Linked DNA regions of Homo sapiens: region 2 is linked to region 1. A link is an interaction called in ENCODE POLR2A ChIA-PET data of the cell type or tissue named here. Cell type or tissue: GM12878. All regions are shown on one strand. Links, peaks and the distances in the headings refer to the core of each region. The heading gives the core; the rest is flanking DNA. Region 1 overlaps LRCH3 (leucine rich repeats and calponin homology domain containing 3). Region 2 overlaps LRCH3 (leucine rich repeats and calponin homology domain containing 3).

What was found. ChIA-PET counts read pairs that join two places held together with the same protein. Peaks named below come from ENCODE experiments on the same cell type or tissue, not always from the same donor. Only the 100,000 strongest peaks of a DNase experiment are listed, where the experiment ranks them.
Region 2: POLR2A ChIA-PET joins it to region 1 with 5 read pairs; 7 of 35 experiments call an interaction of 5 or more read pairs at or near these places.

The regions. Positions count from the first base shown.
Region 1 is chr3:197,797,372-197,800,286 of GRCh38, forward strand. The region is part of intron 1 of LRCH3 (leucine rich repeats and calponin homology domain containing 3); the gene reads left to right. Among named protein-coding and RNA genes, the nearest start is that of LRCH3, 7.6 kb to the left of the region's middle. RefSeq lists an enhancer at 1,673-1,722. In GM12878, for the core only: no CTCF peak of the experiment used is centred there; a DNase peak (open chromatin) is centred at 1,710; H3K4me3 peaks cover 830 bases; H3K27ac peaks cover 2,345 bases.
Region 2 is chr3:197,859,610-197,862,524 of GRCh38, forward strand. The region is part of intron 15 of LRCH3 (leucine rich repeats and calponin homology domain containing 3); the gene reads left to right. Among named protein-coding and RNA genes, the nearest start is that of LRCH3, 70 kb to the left of the region's middle. In GM12878, for the core only: no CTCF peak of the experiment used is centred there; no DNase peak of the experiment used is centred there.

The sequences.
Region 1 (2,915 bases), core at 261-2,760:
CTATGGAATAAATTCAAGAGAGTCATAGTGAGAGTTTATAAGATTCTTGGAGGAAGGACGTAGAGAATGGAAAAGGTAGGCACTGTCAACTCAGGGAGATACCAGCATTTTAAAAGGTGGAAAGAGGAATCAGTCTGGGAAAAAACAGAAACAGAAAAAAGATTCAGTAACTAGGCCTGTACTAGAATTCATAGAATCCTAAAACTAGGCCGGGCGCAGTGGCTCACGCCTGTAATCCCAGCACTTTGGGAGGCCGAGGCAGGTGGATCACCTGAGGTGAGGAGTTTGAGACCAGTCTGCCCAACACGGTGAAACCCCGTCTCTACTAAAAATACAAAAAATAGCTGGGTGCCATTGGCAGGCGCCTATAATCCCAGCTACTCAGGAGACAGGCAGGGGAATCGCTTGTGCCGGGGAGGTGGAGGTTGCAGTGAGCTGAGATGGCGCCTCTGCACCCCAGCACTGGCAACAGAGCGAGACTCCATCTCAAAAAAAAAAAAAACAAAAAAAACAAAAAAAAAAACAAAACCAGAAAAATCCTAAAACCAGAAGGAACCATAGTGACCTTCTAAGTTATTTCACAAATGAGAAGCAATCTGAAGCTGGGTGCAGTGGCTCACGCCTGTAACCCTAGCACTTTAACACTTTAGGAGGCTGAGGCGAGTGGATCACTTGAGCCCAGGAGATGGAGACCAGCCTGGGCAACATCGCAAACCTCGTCTCTTAAAAAAATACAAAAATTAGACAGTTGTGGTGGAATGCATCTGTAGTCCCAGCTGCTTGGGAAGCTGAGGTGGGAGAATCGCTTGAGTCTGGGAGATTGAGGGTGCAGTGAGCGGAGGTCGCACCACTGCTCTCCAGTATGGGCAACAGAGTGAGACCCTGTCTCAAAAAAAATAAATAAATAAATAAATGAGAGAGAAGCAATCTCAGATTAAATGATATTCTTAACGTTGTATAGTGAGGTGATACTGTTTTACACAAGGCAAATAAGAGTCATAGCTGAAGCTTGAAGAAAACTCTTGAATGAAATACAGAAAATGAGAAAGCAAAGACTCACCATTGGTGTAAAGCCTACAGGTGAGAGCAGGATGCTGTGGGCAGGTGGACTACAATCACACACAGAAAAAGGAAACATTGACATGTGGCGGGTGAGCCAAAGTAATGCAGTGTCATTGGAGCTATGAGAATTAAAATTTTCAAGAAATGAATACTTTCTAGGTAAGAAGAATGAGGACTGCTAAAATGCCATTTAATTTTCCAAGGAGGCAGTCTGTAACTCACAAAATTATGGTTTCATTAGTCTTGGAAATACGGACTAGAGTACCAGGTCTTAATTTGAGATTGTGTTTTTCTTGGATCCTTGTTTATGTCTATTTTGTAACAGTCACAGTATATGCACTATGAATTTTTCTAGAACTGTACTGTGTAGTATGGTAGCAACTAGCCGTAAGTGGTTATTAAAATAGAAATTTAAAACTTGGTTCTTCATTTGCACTAGCCACATTTCAAGTGCTCAGTAGCCACATATGTCATTTTGGACAGCACCTTGGACCAACCTCCTCTCTGTCATACTGGACAGCACAGATAATAGAACTCTCTCATCACTGCAGGAAGTTAGGTTAGACAGTACGTTAGACTCCCCTGAGATTGGTCTTAGAAGGGAAGGGGAGGTAGTAGGATGGTTTCTTTAGGGGAGGTGAGAAGATGAACCATAGAGGACCACTGAACCAGTTTTGAGAGTACGGGAGTGACAGCAGTGCTGGGGCTGAGGAGTTCCCAGGTTCCAGTTCCTTTTACAGTGGCTATATTTGGGAGCTGGATGGTTAACGTTACTTCATGTTAGAACATCAAGTATGACTTTAAGTGGTGTGGTTATATACATGTTTCTTGTTCTTTCCAGTTCCTCTGTAAAATATCCCAGGTGCGCTTGGGAAAAATGTATGGTCAATGTGGTAATTCACACAAAGGAATATTATTTTGAATTCCTGAAGCAGCCAGCAATATCAAATGCAGTGTGACTAATTTTAGAATCAAACTAGTAGTAAAAATGTAAAGCATTTCCTTATTCACTTTTAACTTTCTTCTTTGCTCTTCACAATTTCTAAATTTTTATTGTTTGAAGGAAGTCTTAAACCTTGGATTTAAACTGGTTTAACTGATTTCTTATTTAAAAACTGGGTAATAGATTTTCCCATTAAAAACAGGTTTTTGGCTAGGCGCGGTGGCTCATGCCTGTAATCCCAGCACTTTGTGAGGTCAAGATGGGTGGATCACCTGAGATCAGGAGTTTGAGACCAACCTGACCAACATGGCGAAACCCCGTCTCTACTAAAAATACAAAAAATTAGCTGGCTGTGGTGGCACGCGCCTGTAATCCCAGCTTCAGCTACTCGGGAGGCTGAGGCAGGGGAATTGCTTATCCCGGGAGGCAGAAGTTGCAGTGAGCCGAGATCACGTCACTGCACTCCAGCCTGGGCAGCAGAGTGAGACTCGCTCTCAAAACAAAAACAAAAAACAAAAGAACAGGCCGGGTGCAGTGGCTCATGCCTGTAATCCCAGCACTTTGGGAGGCCGAGGCAGGTGGATCATGAGGTCAGGAGTTCAAGACGAGCCTGGCCATGATGGTGAAACCCTGTCTCTACTAAAACTACAAAAAAAAAAAAAATTAGCCAGGCGTGCTGGCAGGTGTTTGTAATCCCAGCTACTCGGGAGGCTGAGGCAGGAGAATTGCTTGAACCCCGGTGGTGGAGGTTGCAATGAGCCAAGATCACGCTGATCGCACCACTATACTCCACTCCAGCCTAGGCGACAGAGTGAGACTGTCTCAAAAAAAAAAACCCCACAGTTTTTTAAAAATGATTTTCATATCATAGAGAGTGGGAAGGTAAGCCACAGTCTTCTTAAGATTTCCA
Region 2 (2,915 bases), core at 258-2,757, 62 kb after region 1:
GTAATTCCATATTTGTTATCACTGGATATGTACAAAATGATCAATAATTCTCACTGTCAAGAAGACCTTTGTCTAACTTACAACTGTCCTGCTGTGGTTTATACTTCTTTTCTTTCCAGAGTGGAGATTTTCTAGTTATTTAGCATTTTTTAATGTAAGAATCCTTTTTTTTTTTACACAAAATACAATATTTTTTTAATGTAAGAATTTAAAAACAATTACGATGCCATCCTTAGCTTCTTCCTAAATAAACTCAGATTCTTTTACATGCCTTTCCCAGACTGTTCATCTTTAATGAATTTTCACAAGTTCTGTGCCCTCCATTCTGGCTTCATGGTCCAAACTAGAAATACATCCCTCGTTAGAGCTTGCTCATTTAGGGTGATTTTTAAATTTTTGGTCTTCATTTTGCTCAGTATCCACTGGAATTCTCAAATATTTTAGTTATACCTCTTCTATGTGTTGAGACAGGGTCCTGCTCTGTCTCCCAGGCTGGATCCTCCCTCCCTAGCCTCCTGAGTAGCTGGGAATACAGATGCGCACCACCATGCCTGGCTGACTTTTTAAGTTTTTGTAGAAACAAGGTCTCACTGTATTGCCCAGGCGGGTCTCAAACTCCTGGGCTCAAGAGATCATCCTGCCTCGGCCTCCCAAAGTGCTAGGTGTCAGCCACTGCGCCCAACCTCCTTCAACTTCTAAATGACAGTTACTTTCCACGTGTTGTATTCTTTATTTTTTCTTGAATATTTAATTTTGCTGTTTGAATATTTTTACTTGTCTCATGTACCAGAATACTTTCAAATTGTTGCATTGAGCCAGGTACACTGGCTCACACCTGTAATCCCAGTGTTGGTAGCCCGAGGGGGAATACAATTGAGGCCAGGAACTCAAGACTGCAGTGAGCTGTGATCACACCACTGTACCCCAGCCTGGGACAGTGCAAGACTGTGTCTCTAAAAACATTAAAACCGAATTCTTGTATCATGTCCTTTTTTTTTTTACTTTTTAATTTTTGTGGGTACATAGTAAGTGTGTATATGGGGTTCATGAGGTATTTTGATATAGGTATACAGTGCATAATAATTATATCAGGTAAATGGGCTATCCATCACCTCAAGCATTTATCCTTTGTGTTACAAACAATCCAGTTATACTCCTTTAGTTATTTTTAAATGTACAATTAAATTATTGACTGTGATGACCATTTTGTACTATCAAATGCTGGATCTTATTCTTTTTATTTTTTTTGGACCCATTAACTGTCCCCATTTCCTTCCCCCACCCTCCCACTACCCTTCCCAGCCTCCGGTAACCCTCAGTTTAGTCTGTCTGCATTGTGCTTTTTTAAATGCTGACCCCAACTTTTTTTTTTTTTTTTTGAGACGGAGTTTTGCTCTTGTTGCCCAGGTTAGAGTGCAATGGCACAATCTCGGCTCACTGCAACCTCTGCCTCCTGGGTTTAAAGCGATTCTCATGCCTCAGGCTTCCGAGTAGCTGGGATTACAGGTGCCCACCACCAAGCCCGGCTAATAACCTCAACTTTATAACAACTGTAAATCTGAGAAACCTCCTCTGGTTATTGTTGAGCATGCCCTACATACCTGGATGCCTCCTGAAAAAACTTCATAATTCTCTTCCATGTGAACCCTTTGCTAGCCGTTCTCAACTGGGATCCTTACTGGAACAACACAGAAAATTATTTCAGCAACTTTTTTTCAAAATGATCTCAAGGAAGGTCCATAACTGGCACCATTCTAGATGTATGGGAGAGAAGTTAATTTGTTGTACTCCATGAACACCTTCGGGCATTGTGGCTTATTCAGAGTCATAACTGAGAGTTGTTTTGACTGTGCCAAAAGTTGTGTGGTCCAGACAGACCACAGTGTCTTGTTCTACAGTGACTGTCATATGAGATTAAAAATAAAACTTCACTAGATTTAAGATAGATAAGTCTTTTTTTTCTATCCGACCTGCTGTACTGTCAAATTATTATTTTAAAAGATTTATTCTTTATTTTTTTAGTATCTCTATTACTTTCACAGCAATTATACATTATACTTATGAATTTATTTCTTTTATTGCTTAGCTAGGCTTAAAAGTTGAGTTTATATCAGTTCTGGGTTTTTTTTTCTTTCCATTGCCTCAATTCTCTAGTGAGAGATTATTTCTTAACCTTTTTTTTGCTCTCCAGTTTTCCAAGAGTTCCCAAATGTAGTTAATGGCCTCACAGTGATTTAAGCTAATGATTTTTAGTATCCTAGAATGCAAGTCACTTAGATTTATAGCTTTAATAAAAATACATTTCAGAAACCATTTTTACACGTCTCCTCTCCTCTGGCTTTGTTTTCATCACGCCCAGTAGTATATTATCTGTTGCTGTTTCTTTCTTTTTTGTTTTCCTTTGAGACGGACTCTTGCTCTGTCGCTCAGGCTGGAGTGCAGTGGTGAGATCTCAGCTCACTACAAACCTCTGCCTCCCAGTTTCAAGTGATTCTCCTGCCTCAGCCTCCCGAGTAGCTGCGATTACAGGCGCATGCCACCACGCCCAGCTAATTTTTGTATTTTTAGTAGAGATGGGATTTTACCGTGTTGGCCAGGCTGGTTTCAAACTCCTGACCTCAGGCAATCTGCCCACCTCTGCCTCCCGAAGTGCTGGGATTACAGGCGTGAGCCTACTGCGCCCGGCCTGTTGCTGTTTCAAACCGAAGGAGAGAACATTCGCTGCCCTTCATTGTTGTTTCAGCTCTTCTCATCTCATAAAGTTGCCTGTTAACTTTCTCCTTTTATTCCTTAATACTTTTAAATTTCTAGTCTATGTCCTGTTAATAGGAAGTGTTTTTTAAATTTCTAGTCTATGTCCTGTTAATAAGTGTTTTTTAAATTTCTAGTCTATGTCCTGTTAATAAGTGTTTTTT